Regions from separate parts of the Homo sapiens genome. Here all the other regions are linked to region 1. Evidence: chromatin contacts called from ENCODE Hi-C or POLR2A ChIA-PET data. All regions are on one chromosome and are shown on one strand. Each heading gives the region's core, a stretch centred on a gene start or an enhancer-like site at or near the end of the contact. The rest is flanking DNA. Distances are from core to core; before and after follow the strand shown. Region 1 holds the start of SNRNP35 (small nuclear ribonucleoprotein U11/U12 subunit 35). Region 2 holds the start of RHOF (ras homolog family member F, filopodia associated). Region 3 holds the start of BRI3BP (BRI3 binding protein).

What was found. Hi-C counts contacts between places; a loop is a spot of excess contacts on that map. ChIA-PET counts read pairs that join two places held with the same protein, here RNA polymerase II (POLR2A). Pooled maps may share reads with other maps.
Region 2: a pooled map shows a loop between it and region 1 (2.5-fold over the local background). The contact joins the promoter of RHOF here to the promoter of SNRNP35 in region 1. A Hi-C loop is called at or near these places in 1 of 37 single-sample maps with no recorded cell type and 4 of 50 pooled maps. POLR2A ChIA-PET finds 5 or more read pairs at or near these places in 1 of 52 experiments (naive thymus-derived CD8-positive, alpha-beta T cell).
Region 3: a loop to region 1 is called in a map with no recorded cell type, with 6 times the contacts of the local background. The contact joins the promoter of BRI3BP here to the promoter of SNRNP35 in region 1. A Hi-C loop is called at or near these places in 1 of 37 single-sample maps with no recorded cell type and 1 of 50 pooled maps. POLR2A ChIA-PET finds 5 or more read pairs at or near these places in 1 of 52 experiments (PC-9).

Annotation. Positions count from the first base shown.
Region 1 is chr12:123,455,731-123,460,753 of GRCh38, reverse strand. It overlaps SNRNP35 (small nuclear ribonucleoprotein U11/U12 subunit 35), which reads right to left and starts at 2,615. Exons shown (of 2, transcript NM_022717.4): 1 at 2,538-2,615. RefSeq lists enhancers at 1,196-2,061, 2,308-2,387, 2,062-2,928.
Region 2 is chr12:121,791,454-121,796,476 of GRCh38, reverse strand. RHOF (ras homolog family member F, filopodia associated) reads left to right here and starts at 2,789. Exons shown (of 5, transcript NM_019034.3): 1 at 2,789-2,981; 2 at 3,238-3,325. The coding sequence starts at 2,844. LINC01089 (long intergenic non-protein coding RNA 1089) reads left to right here. Exons shown (of 4, transcript NR_152740.1): 4 at 235-1,210. It also overlaps a transcript of SETD1B not described here. RefSeq lists enhancers at 795-964, 1,260-1,800, 2,345-2,394, 2,341-2,881, 2,887-3,718 and a silencer at 2,875-3,414.
Region 3 is chr12:124,990,718-124,995,740 of GRCh38, reverse strand. It overlaps BRI3BP (BRI3 binding protein), which reads right to left and starts at 2,096. Exons shown (of 3, transcript NM_080626.6): 1 at 1,738-2,096. The coding sequence starts at 1,950. RefSeq lists enhancers at 1-36, 1,217-1,306, 3,026-3,526 and silencers at 1,397-1,456, 1,467-1,716, 1,727-1,776, 1,877-1,926, 1,947-2,266.

The DNA of each region.
Region 1 (5,023 bases), core at 1,366-3,865:
TTTTTGAGACAGGGTCTTGCTCTGTTGCCCAGACTGGAGTACAGTGGCACAGTCATGGCTCACTGCAGCCTCTCCCACCCTAGCCTCCTGAGTACCTGGAATTACTCACTATGCGCCACCATACCCAGCTTTTTTTTTTTTTTTTTTTTTTGTAGAGATGGGGTCTCACTATATTGCATAGGCTGATCTTGAACTCCTGGGCATGAGCTATCCTTCTGCCTCAGCCTCCCAAAGTGCTGGGATTACACATGTGAGCCAGCGAACCCAGCCTGTACTAACCTCTTAACTCCTCTCACTTCTCAACAATACCAGGACTTAGGTACTATATTATTATTGCCTTTTCAGATGAAAAAGGTCAGACACAAAAAGGCAGCCTGTGCCCCAAATCCTAAAGCTAAGAAGTAGCCCAGTGGAGGAGTTAGAACCAGGGGCAGTGTGGACTCCAGAGCTAAAGCTCTTAATCGTTTCCTCTGATGCTTTTCATAAAATATAAGGTTTTGGAGATAAAGATAGGAAAAAGAAAACACACAAACCAGTATTCTGGGTGTCTGAGGCTGAGACCCACCCCTCCTCTCCTGAAGGAAAAGAACCCCTCCCCATTCAACGTTAAAAAGTCACAAGGGGCCCGGTGCAGTGGCTCACGCCAGCAATCCTAGCACTTGAGGAGGCCAAGATGAGCGGATCATTTGAAGTCAGGAGTCACAAGGATCTACCAAATAAAACTGATATTATTGTACACAGAGCTCCTGTTCAAAACTTTAAGACTTCTTCAAATTAAAATGGAGGAGAATTACAAACGGATAAGCATGGATTTTGTTCTCTCTCTCATCTGCATGCTTCTATAGATACTAACAGCTGGTTTCATTGTTTCTCATTAATCTTTCTAGGTGCACTTCCTCCCCGGCAGCATTAGGTTGAGATTTCCTACAACAATCTCTTTCGATTTTTACATTCTCTTTTTTTACTCGAGACAAAGTCTCACTCTGTCACCCAGGCTGGAGTGCAATGGCCAATCTCGGCTCACTGCAACCTCTGCCTCCCAGGTTCAAGTGATTCTCCTGCCTCAGCCTCCCGAGTAGCTGGGATTACAGACACACACCACCACGCCCAGCTAATTTTTGCATTTTTAGTACAGACAGGATTTCACCATGTTGGCCAAGCTGGTCTCAAACTCCTGATGTCAGATGACCCGCCTGCCTCAGCCTCCCAAAGTGCTGGGATTACAGGCGTGAACCACCGCGCCTGGGCCTCATTCTCATTTTACTCATCAACAGGGGATGAGAGCCGAAATGAATGGTGGGGGCCAGGGCGCGGTGGCTCATGCCTGTAATCCCAGCACTTTGGGAGGCCAAGGCGGGTGGATTATTTGAGGTCAGTAAATTTTGAGCTTCAGGATTCTTATTGTGAAATGTAGCTAAATGTCACTTCACTAGGTTTTTGTGAAGATTAGATCATATGGTGTCTATAAAAATGCATTACAATTATAAATTATTATACAAATTTAGAAAATTTTTGGCCAGGCACGCGCTGGCTCACGCCTGTAATACCAGCACTTTGAGAGGCCGAGGCTGGAGGATCGCTTGAGCCCAGAAATTCGAGACCAGCCTGGGCAACAAAGTGAGACCCCGTTTCAATCAATCAATCAATAATCAATTCTCCGGGCGTGGGGTCGCGCCTGTGGTCCCAGATACTTGAGAGGCTGAGGCGGGAGGACTGCTTGACCCGAAATGTCGACGCTGCAGTGAGCCGAGATCGCGCCACCGCTCTCCAGCCTGGGCGACTCCCTGTCTCTGGGGAAAAACAAAAAAATAAATGAAGCCTCTCCTTCCTGGGTCTTCGGGGTAAGACTCTGCCCCTCCTGGCCGGGCACGGTGGCTGACGGCTGTAATCCCAGCACTTTGGGAGGCCGAGGCGGGTGGATCACGAGGACAGGAGATCGAGACCATCCTGGCTAACATGGTGAAACCCCGTCTCCAGTAAAATACAAAAAATTAGCAGGGCGTGGTGGCGGGCGCCTGTAGTCTCAGCTACTCGGGAAGCTGAGGCAGTGGAATCGCTTGAACCCAGGAGGCGGAGGTTGCAGTGAACCGAGATCGCACCACTGCACTCCAGCCCGGGCGACAGAGCAAGACTGTCTCAAAAAGGAAAAAAAAAAAAAAAAGACTTTGCCCCTCCTGTGAAAAGCAAAACTGAAGGCGGAACCCACAGAGCCCTCCAGGGCATGCGCAGTGGGCCTCGGAGGCAAACACCTAAGTTTCTGTGGAAAAGCCTATCCTTCCCATCCAGCCTGCAGCCTGGCCGCCAACCCTCGAGGCCGCTCCCCCGCCCCTCTCCTTCTCTGGGGGCCGCAGGGAGTAAGGCGCCATCCTTCCAATCCAGCTCTCGTCCCCACTCCCCGCAACGCAACCCAGAATGTCGTCCCCTTTGCCAGGTTTCAACATGGCGCCCCACACAAGCGCGGGCACAGCGTCTGGGCCGCACTCCCTCTTCCTTCTCTCCGGCGTGGGGCCCGCTCCTTCCAAGCCGCTTCCACTCACCTCTGCAAAGCTTGGGCTCCCTTCCGACGGAGACAGGCGAGCAGCTGCAGGCGACAGCAGATTCTCCGCGCCGGCCTCGGCCTGACCTTTACATTGGTAGCAGCAGATTCGCCGCCGACGCTCGTTTCCTGTTTGTTTTACCTTTAAAATTTTACTCCCACGCAACGAGGGTGTTATCATCTCCGAAGACAATAAGCTAAAAAAAAATTTTTTTAAGAGAAAAATTGCTAATTCAACAACTAAGTTGAAAGAAAGACTATCGAATATGCAGTTACCTGGGACATTTTACTTTATTATTTATTTATTCTTATTTATTATTTTTTCTTGAGACGGAGACTCCCTCTGTCGCCCAGGCTGGAGTGCAGTGGTGCGAACTCGGCTCACTGCAACCTCCGCCTCCCGGGTTCAAGTGATTTTCCTGCCTCAGCCTCCCGCGTAGCTGGGATTACTGGCGCCCGCCACCACGCCCGGCTATTTTTTGTATTTTTAGTAGAGACAGGGTTTTGCCATGTTGGCCAGGCTGGTCTCGAACTTCTGACCTCAAGTGATCCGCCCGCCTCGGCCTCCCAAAGTGCTGGGATTACAGGCGTGAGCCATCGCGCCCGGCCCCAATTTCTTTATAAAAAAAAAAAAAAAAAAAAAGGCCAGGTGGCATGCCTCACGCCTGTAATCCCAGCACTTCGGGAGGCCGAGGCGGGCGGATCACCTGAGGTTCGGAGTTCGAGACCAGCCTGAGCAACATGGAGAAACCCCTTCTCTACTAAAAATACAAAATTAGCTGGACATGGTGTCATGTGCCTGTAATCCCAGCCACTCAGGAGGCTGAGGCAGGAGAATCACTTGAACCCGGGAGGCAGAGGTTTCGATGAACTGAGATGGTGCCATTGCACTCCAGCCTGAACAACAAGAGTGAAAGTCCGTCTCAAAAAAAAGAAAAATCTATAGCTTAAAATTTTATGTTTGAAAATATATGGTAGCCACTGTCAGTGGAGGCCATCTGCAGTTTCAGCTACTAGGGAGGCTGAGTCGTGAGGCTTGAGGCCAGGAGTTCAAGTTCAGCCTGTCAGCCTGGGCAACAGAGCAAGACCCCTATGTTGTTGTTTGTTTGTTTGTTTTTGTTTTGTTTTGTTTGAGACAGAGTTTCACTCTTGTTGCCCATATTGGAGTGCAATGGCACGATCTCGGCTGACCGCAACCTCCGCCTCCCAGGTTCAAGCAATTCTCCTGACAGCCTTCCGAGTAGCTGGGATTACAGGCATGTGCCACCATGCCCGGCTAATTTTGTATTTTTAGTAGAGATGGGGTTTCTCCATGTTGGTCAGGCTGGTCTTGAACTCCCGATCTCAAGTGATCTGCCTGCCTTGGCCTCCCAAAGTGCTGGGATTACAGGCGTGAGCCACCACACCTGGCTGACCCCTATGCTTTTAAACACACACACACACACACACACACACACACACACACACACACACACACACACGTGGTATGTACAGTACATGCAATGGAATACTATTTCTCCTTAAAAAGAAATGAAATTCTAATTGCTACAACATCATGAATGAACGTAGTTCATGGATGAACCATGCTAAGTGAAAGAAGCATAAGGACAAATACTGTATGGTTCCACTTATATGAGGGACCTAGGATAGTCAAATTCATGGTTGGAAAGTACAGCAGTGGTTATCAGGGGCTGCTGTGGGTGTTAGGAAGATGGCGAGGTATTGTTTAACAGATACAGAGGTTCAATTTGAGATGATGAAGAAGTTCTGGAAATAGATAGTACAGATGGTTTCACAACAATGTGAATCTACCTAATGTTATTTAATAGTTAAAACAGACTGGCCGGGCGAGGAGGCTAAGGCCTGTAATCCCAGCACACTGGGAGGCCAAGTTGGGAGGATCACGAGGTGAGGAGATCAAGACCAGCCTGGCCAACATAGTGAAACCGCATCTCTACTAAAAATACAAAAATTAGCTGGGTGTGCTGGCGGGCACCTGTAATCCCAGCTACTTGGGAGGCTGAGGCAGGAGAATAGCTTGAACCTGGGAGTCAGAGGTTGCAGTGAGCCGAGATTGCGCCATGGTACTCCAGCCTAGGCGACACAGCGAGACTGCATCTCAAAAAAAAAAAAAAAAAAAAAAAAAAGAACCAGGCACGTTGGCTTACGCCTATAATCTCAGCACTTTGGGAGACCAAGGAAGGCAGATTACTTGAGGCCAGAAGTTCAAGACCAGCCACGCCAACATGGTGAAACCCCATCTCTACTAAAAATACAAAAATTAGCCAGGTGTCATAGCGCGTGCCTGTAATCCCAGCTACTCAGGAAGCTGAGGCAGGAGAATCACTTGAACCCAGGAGGCGGAGGTTGCAGTGAGCCAAGATCACGCCACTGCACTCCAGCCTGGGCGACAGAGCAAACTCCGTCTCAAAAATAAATAAATAAATAAATGAAAGTACAGTGGAAAAGGTAAATTTTATGTTACAC
Region 2 (5,023 bases), core at 1,540-4,039, 1.7 Mb after region 1:
GCCTCACTGGGGCTGGCTGGACTTTGCTCTGACAACACAGCAGTGGCTGGGCCCCTGCAACTCTCCAGGGCTCAGTTTCCCTGTTGGCCGCACTATGGCATAGGCCCCTGTGTGGACACCGATGAGCTGACCCCACAAATGCCACCCGGCCGCTCCCCCAGGCTTCAGTGGCCTAACAGCTGTTGTGTCAGGAACCAGCTTAAAGAATCTTTCTTGCTTTCTCAAACTCTCCAGGAATTCCTGGTGACTGGAAGGGGGAGTGACTCAGGCCCTCAACCTCTAGCAGGTAAGGGAGCTACCTCCTGGGTGGGCATGCCCAGTTCCTCAGTGGGCCCAGCGCGGCCCAGCCTCCGAGGAAGCTCTGAGCAGCTGGCTTGGCTCCGAGGTATTTTTAGCTACAGATCCAGCCCCCCTCCATCACCACAACAGTCGAGTCCAAATCAAACGCGCTCCAGGCAGGTGGGGCTGGGGTTCTGCCAGCCTCCTGGCCAGCAGGGGTGGGTGGGCAGACTGGGGCCAGTATCAGCTGTTCTGCCTGGACCCAGGCCGGGCTGGGAAGGCACACTTGTGCTTATTTCCCGCCTCCACTTCTGTGCAAGCTTGTGCTGTCATAAGCAGAGATCACAGCCCCATTTCTTGGATGGAGAAAGTGGACACTGAGGTCTGAGGCTTTTGAGGACAGTCAGGAGCCCTCCTATGGGCTCCAGTGATGCACTCACCAGCTTCTGGTCCTCTTCTTCCACCTCTTAGAGTGCCTTGGCTCCCTCCTGTCGTCCTGGGGAACCTCGGCCCCAGCCCTGCCTCCCCAGCCAGTCACAGCTCCTCCCTGGTCACCCTGAGGGAGCTCAGGGCCCGGCTGGTAGCTGGGTTGCTCTGCTTCTGTCCCCCACTCCTGTGGAGCCTGGCAGGCAACTCCATGATCTGACCCCGGTTACCTTGACAGCCCTGCCTGGCCTCCCCTCTCATGGCCCAGCCACCCCAGAACCTGAAGAGGTTTTCTAGCTGCCGTGCATTTGCCAGGCTGGGTTACCCACCCTACTTTCCCTGCCTGCCCTCCAGTGCTGCCAGGCCTAGTGTGCCAGCCAGCGCTCAGCCTTCAGTAAAGGGTTCCCCTGCTTCCAACCTCCATTGCACTGCTTCCCCTAAGACTGTGACCTCCTGGAAGGCTGGAGCACAACTGCCTCTCAATAAACGTGTTGCAAAAAAGGAATGGATGAGTTGCTGTGCATTTGTCTAGGGGGTGCTTGACCCAGGAGATTACCCTTTGCCCAGTGCCTGAAGAGGGCGTCCACTGAGAACCTGGGGTGCCTCCCCGGCCTCCCCTTCCCAGCTCTGCTGTGGTCTTGGGATTCTGTGGGCGGTCGCTGCTGCCCTCTGGTGGTCAGACCGTGCCTTGCTTGCACTGTGAGAACCTTGACCATGGAACTGCCAGGTTGGCGGTTTTCCTCCACGAAGTGAGGTTTACATGACCCTTGCCGAGACCTTGAAAACTGGGAGTCTTCGGGGTGGGGTCGCCAGCAAAAAGATCCTGAGTCCTGCCAGCCCCTATCTGAGGAAACTACGAAGGCCACTTGCCCCCAACCATGCTGCTGTTGGGGGTTTTGTTAGAAATGGGCTCTTCCTACCCCAGCTGGTAGGATCCCACTCTCGGCCATGCTCTCGTGCCTGTCTGCCGTGGACCGGCTCCAGGGGGGGGTCCCTCTGCCACCCTGTCGACTCATCTGGGTGGTGCAGAGGGCAGTCAGCCCGCCCAGGGTGAGGAGTAAGAGGAGGGGTGGGGGTTACGGGTAATTCAGCCAGCAGCCCTGATAGCACTGCCTACAGTAAGTGCTCAACAAATAAGCTGTTTTGATCAGGGGATGGGAGAGTTGGGGGGATTCCTGGGATGAAGGACATGTGGCTGCTGGCAAGGAAACGCATTTTCTTACATTTCTTGGTGGGTGTGGGGTTATCAGTCTCCAAAGCTCCAGGAGAGGGACCAAGTTGACTTCAACTAGAGCTACTCCAACCTGCCCCTCCCTGACGACGTCTTGCGTGGTTCACGCCTCTGGCTCCTGCCGGAAGGAGGCGGCCGCCCCTAGTGGTTTCGGGCCAACCTGCGCCCGGAGCGGCCGGCGCCGAGGCGATTGCCCGGCAGAGGGCGTCAGACGTCCACCCTGCAGCCCAGGGTCGGGGTGCGGGTAAGCGGAGCCCAGTCCCTCACCCCGAACCCGCGTGCACGCTGGCGTCCCTGGCCCAGGCGAGGTGGGCAGACATGACTCTCGCGTCAGCATCTTCCCTGGTGCCACCGCCGCTACCTCCTGTGGGGAAGCTGAGGCCAGAGGCGGACATGTGCCAAGCCACACCGCTGGGGCAGTGCAAAGTTGAGGGGCTCTTCCCGGAGCTGGAGGCCGGGGGCTTCTCGAACCCGGTGCGGAGGCACAGCCAGCCAATCCGGGAGACCCTGTCTGGCCGCGCCAGCCAATCAGAGGGTCCCTGCCGAAGGCGGAGCCTGCTAATCAGGGGCACCTGGAGTCGCTGGGCAGCCACGATCGGGTCTCGCCGGCGAGGGGCGCGACGTGACGCGCGGAGGGTGGCGGTGGGTTGGGGGTGGGAGCTTTGCTCGCAGCTGAGCCCCGTTTTTCCGGTGCTGCAGTATCCCTGGGACTGAGAGCTGAATACCCACACCCAGGGCTGAGACCTTAGCAGAAAGGAAACTGAGGCTGGGAGGTCGGCCGGGAGGCTGCCTGGCGGAGGCGGCGCTGCTCCGAGTGGGCGGGGCTGGTTCCGGCCCCGCCCCGCCCCCGACCTCTTGGCTCCGCTAGTGCCCGGCGCGCCGCCGCCAGTGCTGCGGGCTCCGGGCAATGGATGCCCCCGGGGCCCTGGCCCAGACCGCCGCCCCCGGTCCGGGCAGGAAGGAGCTGAAGATCGTGATCGTGGGCGACGGCGGCTGCGGCAAGACCTCGCTGCTCATGGTGTACAGCCAGGGCTCCTTCCCCGAGGTGAGGCCCGCAGCGGGGCTGGGGTGGGGGCGAGGGACGCCCCTTACCCTGAGCCCAGAGCCCCGACCCTCAGTCCCCAGCGTCCCGAGCACGGACAGGCGGCCGCCACCCCGGGGCGCCCCCTCGGGAATTCCAGAGCCCAGCGGGGTGAGGGGGGGCTGATCCGGGACGAGTGAGGGGGGTGGACAGTGGATTCAGCTGGAACTTTGGCCCCCGCCGGCCCCACTAAGGACCAACCCGACCCCCTCTCCCGCAGCACTACGCCCCATCGGTGTTCGAGAAGTACACGGCCAGCGTGACCGTTGGCAGCAAGGAGGTGACCCTGAACCTCTACGACACGGCCGGTGAGTGCGCCTGCGCGCCGGGGGGCCCGAGGGTCCGCCCGCCCGAAGGGTTTCCCCTCCCGGGCGTCCCCCACTGGGTGTCCCCGCCCTGCAGCCTTGGCAGGGCCTTGGCCGGCTCTTCACTCCTGGAGGCCGCTCAGGGGCGCTGGCTGCGGGGCCCTAGAGGCCAAGCCCTATACGTAAGTGGAAGGTGTTTGGAGGAGGAGGTGAACTCTGGGGCCACCCTCCCAGCTCTGTGCTGAGAGCCCACAGCTCGTTCCTCTCCTGTGGTTCTAGAAAGCAGTGGGCTGCTCTTGGGCCTCCCATGGTTCCAGGATTGCTGCGCTACCTGCTGTGGTCTCTGCAGACTCTGTGAGCTGCAGATTTGAGTCCCTTGGTGCTCGGATTGCCTGGGCTGTGTGTCTGGGTCCTGTGGTTCTGGGATGCTCCCGGCTGCAGATCAGCCTGTGGCTCCAGGGCTCTGTGGCCTGCGCTCTGCAGCCTGAGGCTCTGGGGTCCTGTGGATGCGAGTTCTGTGTCTGCAGCTCCCAGGATTCCACGGCTTGCAGTTGGTGGTTCTGGAATTGCGTGGCTACAATTACTTCTGTGCTTTCCTAGTTCCCTGGGACAAAACCAGACAGTGTAGAAAATGAACTGAGGAAGGAACAGAGCACTGGGGGCAGGGGCCCCACACCAGGCTCTGCCTGCCACCTGCAGGCCCCCACGGGTGGTTTACGGATTTATGTGCAATTGCTTGGGAGTCGGTGTTGTGAGGGGTGGGGACAGGAGAAACAGTCAGTGGGAGGACCCTGACTCCCATCTGGGCTTCATCAACATTGGGGACCAAAGGTTGAGATCCCCAGGTGGGGCCTCACCCCACCTCTGTGACTCAGTGTTTAGTGACCTGCAGGGAACCACGTCATCCGGTGGCCCTCTCCGGCCAGCCAAGCCTTGTGTGTGTGAGGTGAGGTCAGACACTGACCTAGGATGGAGCCAAAATCCAGACACCTCCACCCCCACCTAGACCTTGGAGAGGACCCGAAAAGGGGCTGTCCTAGCTCAGAGCCCCCCTCCATTCCGACTTCAGCAGGTCCTATCGTGGCCTCTGAGGAACCTGTCTTTGTGGGATGTGGGCCCTGTAGGGCCAACCCCAAAACAGCGCCTGTCTCTAGCCCCTGGTGAGCTGGGAGAGCTGAGGCATCAGAGGAATTCCCGGGGCGTGGCCCGGGGGTAGTAAAAGTCATGGTCTGGGACACCTTTACTCTCATGTTTCCTGTGCAGTAGCCAGGGAGGGGCAAGGTCATTGACCCACTTTTTGAGTCAAGTGCTGCTGGGTGGAGACATTCACAGCAACCCACTGCCCTGCAAGAGGTCAGGAGGTTTTTTCTTTCCTCCTCCTCTGCCATCAGGGCCTCCCCTATCAGGTCCCGGGGTTCACTGTTCAGGGCAGCCTCCACATCATAAGAACAGGGATGGCCTTTCTGGCCTTGCCCAGAGAGAGATGCTCAAGGAACATGTCAGAGTAGATTGAGTTGTGGAGATTCTGGAAAGCTGCAAGTTGCTGTAGGAAGAATTTGTGCTAAGAGCTGCTACCAGAGGGATGGAGGAGCATCCCCTGCTACAGTCACCAGAAGCAGGCGACCACTGGCACCATGGGGATCCCATCCATGGTCCCATCCTGTTCCTGCCATCCTCTTTGGAGTCAGATCTGGGCTTTGA
Region 3 (5,023 bases), core at 847-3,346, 1.5 Mb before region 1:
CTCAGTTTCCTCATCTGTCAAATGGGAACAGTAACAGTACCTACTGCACAGGGTCATTCTAAGGATTACATAAGATTATTCTATCTACAAAAGCACTTAGTAATCATTAGTATCTCTATTAAAGGCACAAACCCCGGTTTAGCCCAGGAAGAGCTCTGACCCCCAGATTCGGAGATGCTCTGCCAGAATACAGATTGTCTTATTTAAGTAAAAGTCTTAAATAACCACTCGTATTTCATGTTTGTTGGCCTTAGATTGTCACATGGAACCACCGTCAGTTGAGACATGGGGATCCTGTGGTCACCCTGCGTGAAAAAGACAGGCTTATTTTTGCTCTAAAACAAATGATTTCTGCCTTCAAATAGCTCCGAAACGGCATCAAGAGGAAGTAAGTGAGACTCCCTGCACTCACACCCCTGATCCTTTCCCGCGCCAGACTCCAGGGCAACCTTTTCACATTCAGGCGTTCAGCCCTGCTTCCTTGCCCCTCTTTGGCCACCTACAAAGCGTTCTCTCCCCTACATGTATGAAGACACAGACCCACCTGTGCAAGAGGTGCCCCTGCCCACAGGAGAGGGAGGTCAAAACTTACTGTTTTCCTAACAAATTAACCTTTCATGTTATCCAGTAAGAACATGCAGTCAATCTGATTTCGGCCTTCATATTCCCTTCTATTCCCCACTCCCTCTCAATGAGCAGAAAACTTTAACTTTTTAGCCATGATTCTGGGCCAGGAAGGTACCAACTAGTCATAATTACAACCTCGCAATGAAGGGGAATGATTACTATCCCCATTTAACAAATAAAGAAACAAGCTCAAAGAAGTGAAGTCACTTCCCCAAAGTCATCCAACTGGTAGAGCTCCAACTTGAACCCAAACTTCTCTGACTCCAAAACCCCAGGAAGGCTGGCGGCAAGCAAGAGCCCCCTCCTCCCCAGGGAACAGCAAAGGAACCGCAATACCACACACAACTGTCCCCAGTAACTTCCTCCTTCTCAAGAGCTAGTCGGCGGACTTCGGCCCGGAATGGCACCCCTATCGCACCTAGCTCCAGAGAGCAGGAATTGGGGAAAACCCCCTGCGATCCTCCTGGGACTCAACACCCTTCCCAGGAGGCTGCAGGATCCGGGACCTCCCCAAACTAAACAAAAGGCTCCACGCGAAAGGCCCCGCACACAGTAGGTGCTCGGTTTCCCAAAGCCACCGAGCAAATCGCATTGCTCCCTTCTTTTCCTGTAAAGTAAAAACAACTCCAAGTATCTTCAAAGCAGGAGGAGGAGTGGGGCAGAAGGTCCCAGGGGAAGTGGGTCGGGATGCGAGGCTAGGACAAACCCGGGGTAGCTGGGGAGGGCGCAGCCGCGTGGGGACCGAGAGCGCCAGTGTGCTGCCTGGCTCACAGTAGGAGCCATTCAAACGCGGTGAATGAATGAATGAGACGCGCGGCAGGCGTCAGCGCAGCCGGGAGAGACTCTGGCTGCGCCGACCGCGGAGGCAAGGTCCAAGGAGAAGCGCGGCGCAGAGGAGAGGGCGCCCCGAGGCCCGGCCGCCCAGACCCGCACTGGTCAGGCCCGGCGGGGGCCGCAGGCGGCAGGCCCCGAGGCGCAGGCCGGACCCCCTCTTCCCGCGCGCTGGCCGGGCGGGCAGCCCCGGAGGCCGCGCTCCTCCCAGGTCGGCCCCGGTAGCCAGGTGCGTGGCGACCGGGGCAAGGTGACCGCGGGCGCGGGCCCGGCGCCCACCTTCTGAGCGGCGCGCACGTTGTCCTCGCCGAACAGGCTGCTGACGCTCTGGGAGAAGGTGTTGACCGTGCGGCGGTAGCTGTTCTTCTCCGCGCCGCCGCGGCCCCGCGCCCCCTGCGCGCCCGGGGCCAGCAGCCCGAGCAGCAGCAGCAGCAGCAGCAGCAGCAGGAGCCCGGCCCGGGCCAGGGGCCCGCCTGAGGCGCGCGCGCCCATGCTCGGCCGGCGGGGCGCGGGGTCGCGATGCGGGGTGAGGGCCGTGCGCTGGGCCGCAGCGGGCTCCGGCTAGGGCAAGGTTGGCGCGCTCGGGGGCCGCGCGCCGCGCCTTTACCCACAGCCGCCGCCGCCGCTGCTGCGCCACCTGCCCCGCCCCGCGCGCAAAGGCGCACGGCCCAGCCCACGCCGCGCCCCGCCCCCGGCGCGGGACCAACGCGACCCGGCCCCGGGGCCCCGCGCCCGCCTCCCGGAAGCCTGCCCCGACCCGGTGCGGCTTCTCATCATTTAAAAAAAAATTCTCTTTTTTAACTTATCCGTGGAAAAGCAACCCGTGCCTGTAAAACTTGCAACAGCTTCAACCAGGAAAGTGACTGCAACTGATTGAAAAACATGAAATAGACATATATGTAATCTCCCTGAATGTATTATAATGGTACCCCAAAATTCGCCCTCGTGGGCATCAGCTCATTCATCCTGAAAATTTTAAATAACAAGAAAGCATCAGGCATCCTCCTGCCCTTCCTGAATGAACTGTATTTCAGAGCCCCAAAATAGTTGGGGAGGGACTTTCTTTTACAAAGTCCAGCTAATACATGAGGATGAATGAGAGAATCCGAAAATTATTTGGCACCCCTCAATAGAATGATGGATTCACGCGATGATCATCAGAAATGGGTACAACCAAGAGGGGAGGGTTTGGCGGGGAACTTGAAAATGGAGGGGCTAAGCCGCGAAGTCCCGGTCCCGCCAATCGATCTTAGTGCCAGGAAGTACCAGCGCCACCTGCGATGGATTCTTGCCAAGACAAGTTGAGCATGAACCTGATGGGGCCTCTAGATCAAACCTACAGTTTACAGGAAATATGGCAGATAAGGAAAACTTAGAAGCAGCAGAAGCAACCAACCAACTCCAGCATGTGGGGCATTCTACCAAACAAACGACCCAGTTTGTTCAATAAATAATTGGTATAAAAGGTGAGCGAAGAGGAGGATAATTGGTTTTAAAGACTTAAGAGCCATAATAACCCATGCAATGCAAGGACCCTGTTTGCATCCTAAATCAAACAAATCAAGTCTAACCAACATTTTTTTTAGACAACCAAGAAAATAAAACTCAATTTTTGCCAATCCAAAGAATACAAAATGCTCTTATTTTTGAATTTACATTTTCTGGATTCCTAGTAAGATTTTCATAGATTTATTGGCCATTTGAATTACTTCTCTGTGAATTACCTATTCATATCCTTTGCACATTTTTTCCTGTATTGTTTATCTTTTTAAAAACTTTTTTGTAGGTCGGGTGCGGTGGTTAACGCCTGTGATTCCAGCACTTTGGGAGGCTGAGGCGGGTGACCTGAGGTCGGGAGTTCGAGACCAGCTTGACCAACATGGAGAAATCCCTCCGTCTCTACTAAAAATACAAAATGAGGCCAGGCGCCGTGGCTCACGCCTGTAATCCCAGCACTTTGGGAGGCCGAGGCGGGCGGATCACAAGGTCAGCAATTTGGGAGGCCGAGGCGGGCGGATCACGAGGTCAGGAGATCGAGACCATCCTGGCTAACACAGTGAAACCCCGTCTCTACTAAAAATACAATAGCCGGGCGTGGCGGCGGGCGCCGTAGTCCCAGCTACTCAGAGCCTGAGGCAGAAGAATGGCGTGAACCCGGGAGGCGGAAGTTGCAGTGAGCCGAGATCGTGCCACTGCACTCCAGCCTGGGCGACAGAGCGAGACTCCGTCTCAAAAAAAAAAAAAAAAAAAAAAAAAAATCCAAAATGAGCCAGTTATGGTGGTGCCTGCTTGTGATCCCAGCTACTCGGGAGGCTGAGGCAGGACAACCGCCTAAACCTGGGAGGCGGAGGTTGCAGTGAGCCGAGACTAAGCCACTGCACTCCAGCCTGGGCAACAAGAGTGAAACTCCGTCCCAAAAACAAAACAAAACAAAACAAAAACCTTTTTTTACGCCAGGTGTAGTGGCACAAGCTTGTTTTGGGAGGCCAAGGCAGGAGGATTGCTTGAACACAGGAGTTCGAGGCCAGCCTGGCCAACATAGTGAAACCTATCTCTATAAAAAATGATAATAATAATAATAATAATAAACTTTTTAATTAAGGTATAACATACAGAAAAATACACAATCATATAAATTTTTATGAATTTTCACAAACTGAATACCCAAGGTAACCAGCACCCAAATCAAGAAACGAAACATTACCAGTTCCCCCACGAAGCCTCCCTTTGTCCCCTCCCATTCACTATGTTCCTCTTAAAATTTAGGGGATTCATTTGCCTGTGTTTGAAGTTTATGTAAATGAACCACACAGTACTCTGGGGGTTGGCTTCTTTTGTTCAACTTTTTTTTTTATTTATTTTTTATTTTTTGAGACGGAGTCTTGCTCTGTTGCCCAGGCTGGAGTGCAGTGGCATGATCTCGGCTCACTGCAACCTCCGCCTCCGGGGTTCAAGCGATTCTCCTGCCTCAGCCTTCCGTGTAGCTGGGACTATAGGCACGCGCCACCACACCCGGCTAATGTTTGTATTTTTAGTGGAGACAGGTTTCGCCATGTTGGCCAGGCTGGTCTCAAACTCCTGACCTCAGGTGATCCGCCTGCCTTGGCCTCCCAAAGTGCTGGAATTACAGGCGTGAGCCACCACGCCCAGCTTTTGTTCAACTTTATATTTGTGAGATCCATCCATGCTGTTATGTATCTGCCTTCTTCTTGCTGTCTAGAATGGTCTATACCTTCTGGAAGGTAATTCACTGATATATTATATTTTAGAAGGAAATATAGGCAAGTGTACTACTACCTACTTAACATTTTTTAAACGTTTCTTAAACTTTTAATTTATTTAAATAAACATATTTAAAGAAGAAACTTTAGATCACTATCATCCTGAGCAACAAAATCCATAAAAACACAGATTTGAGCCTGGGTGCAGTGGCTCAGGCCCGTAATCTCATCATTTTGAGAGGCCAAGGTGGGCCGATCACTTGATGTCAGGAGTTTGAGACCATCCTGGCCAACATGGTGAGACCCCATCTCTACTAAAAATACAAAAATTAGATGGGCATCTT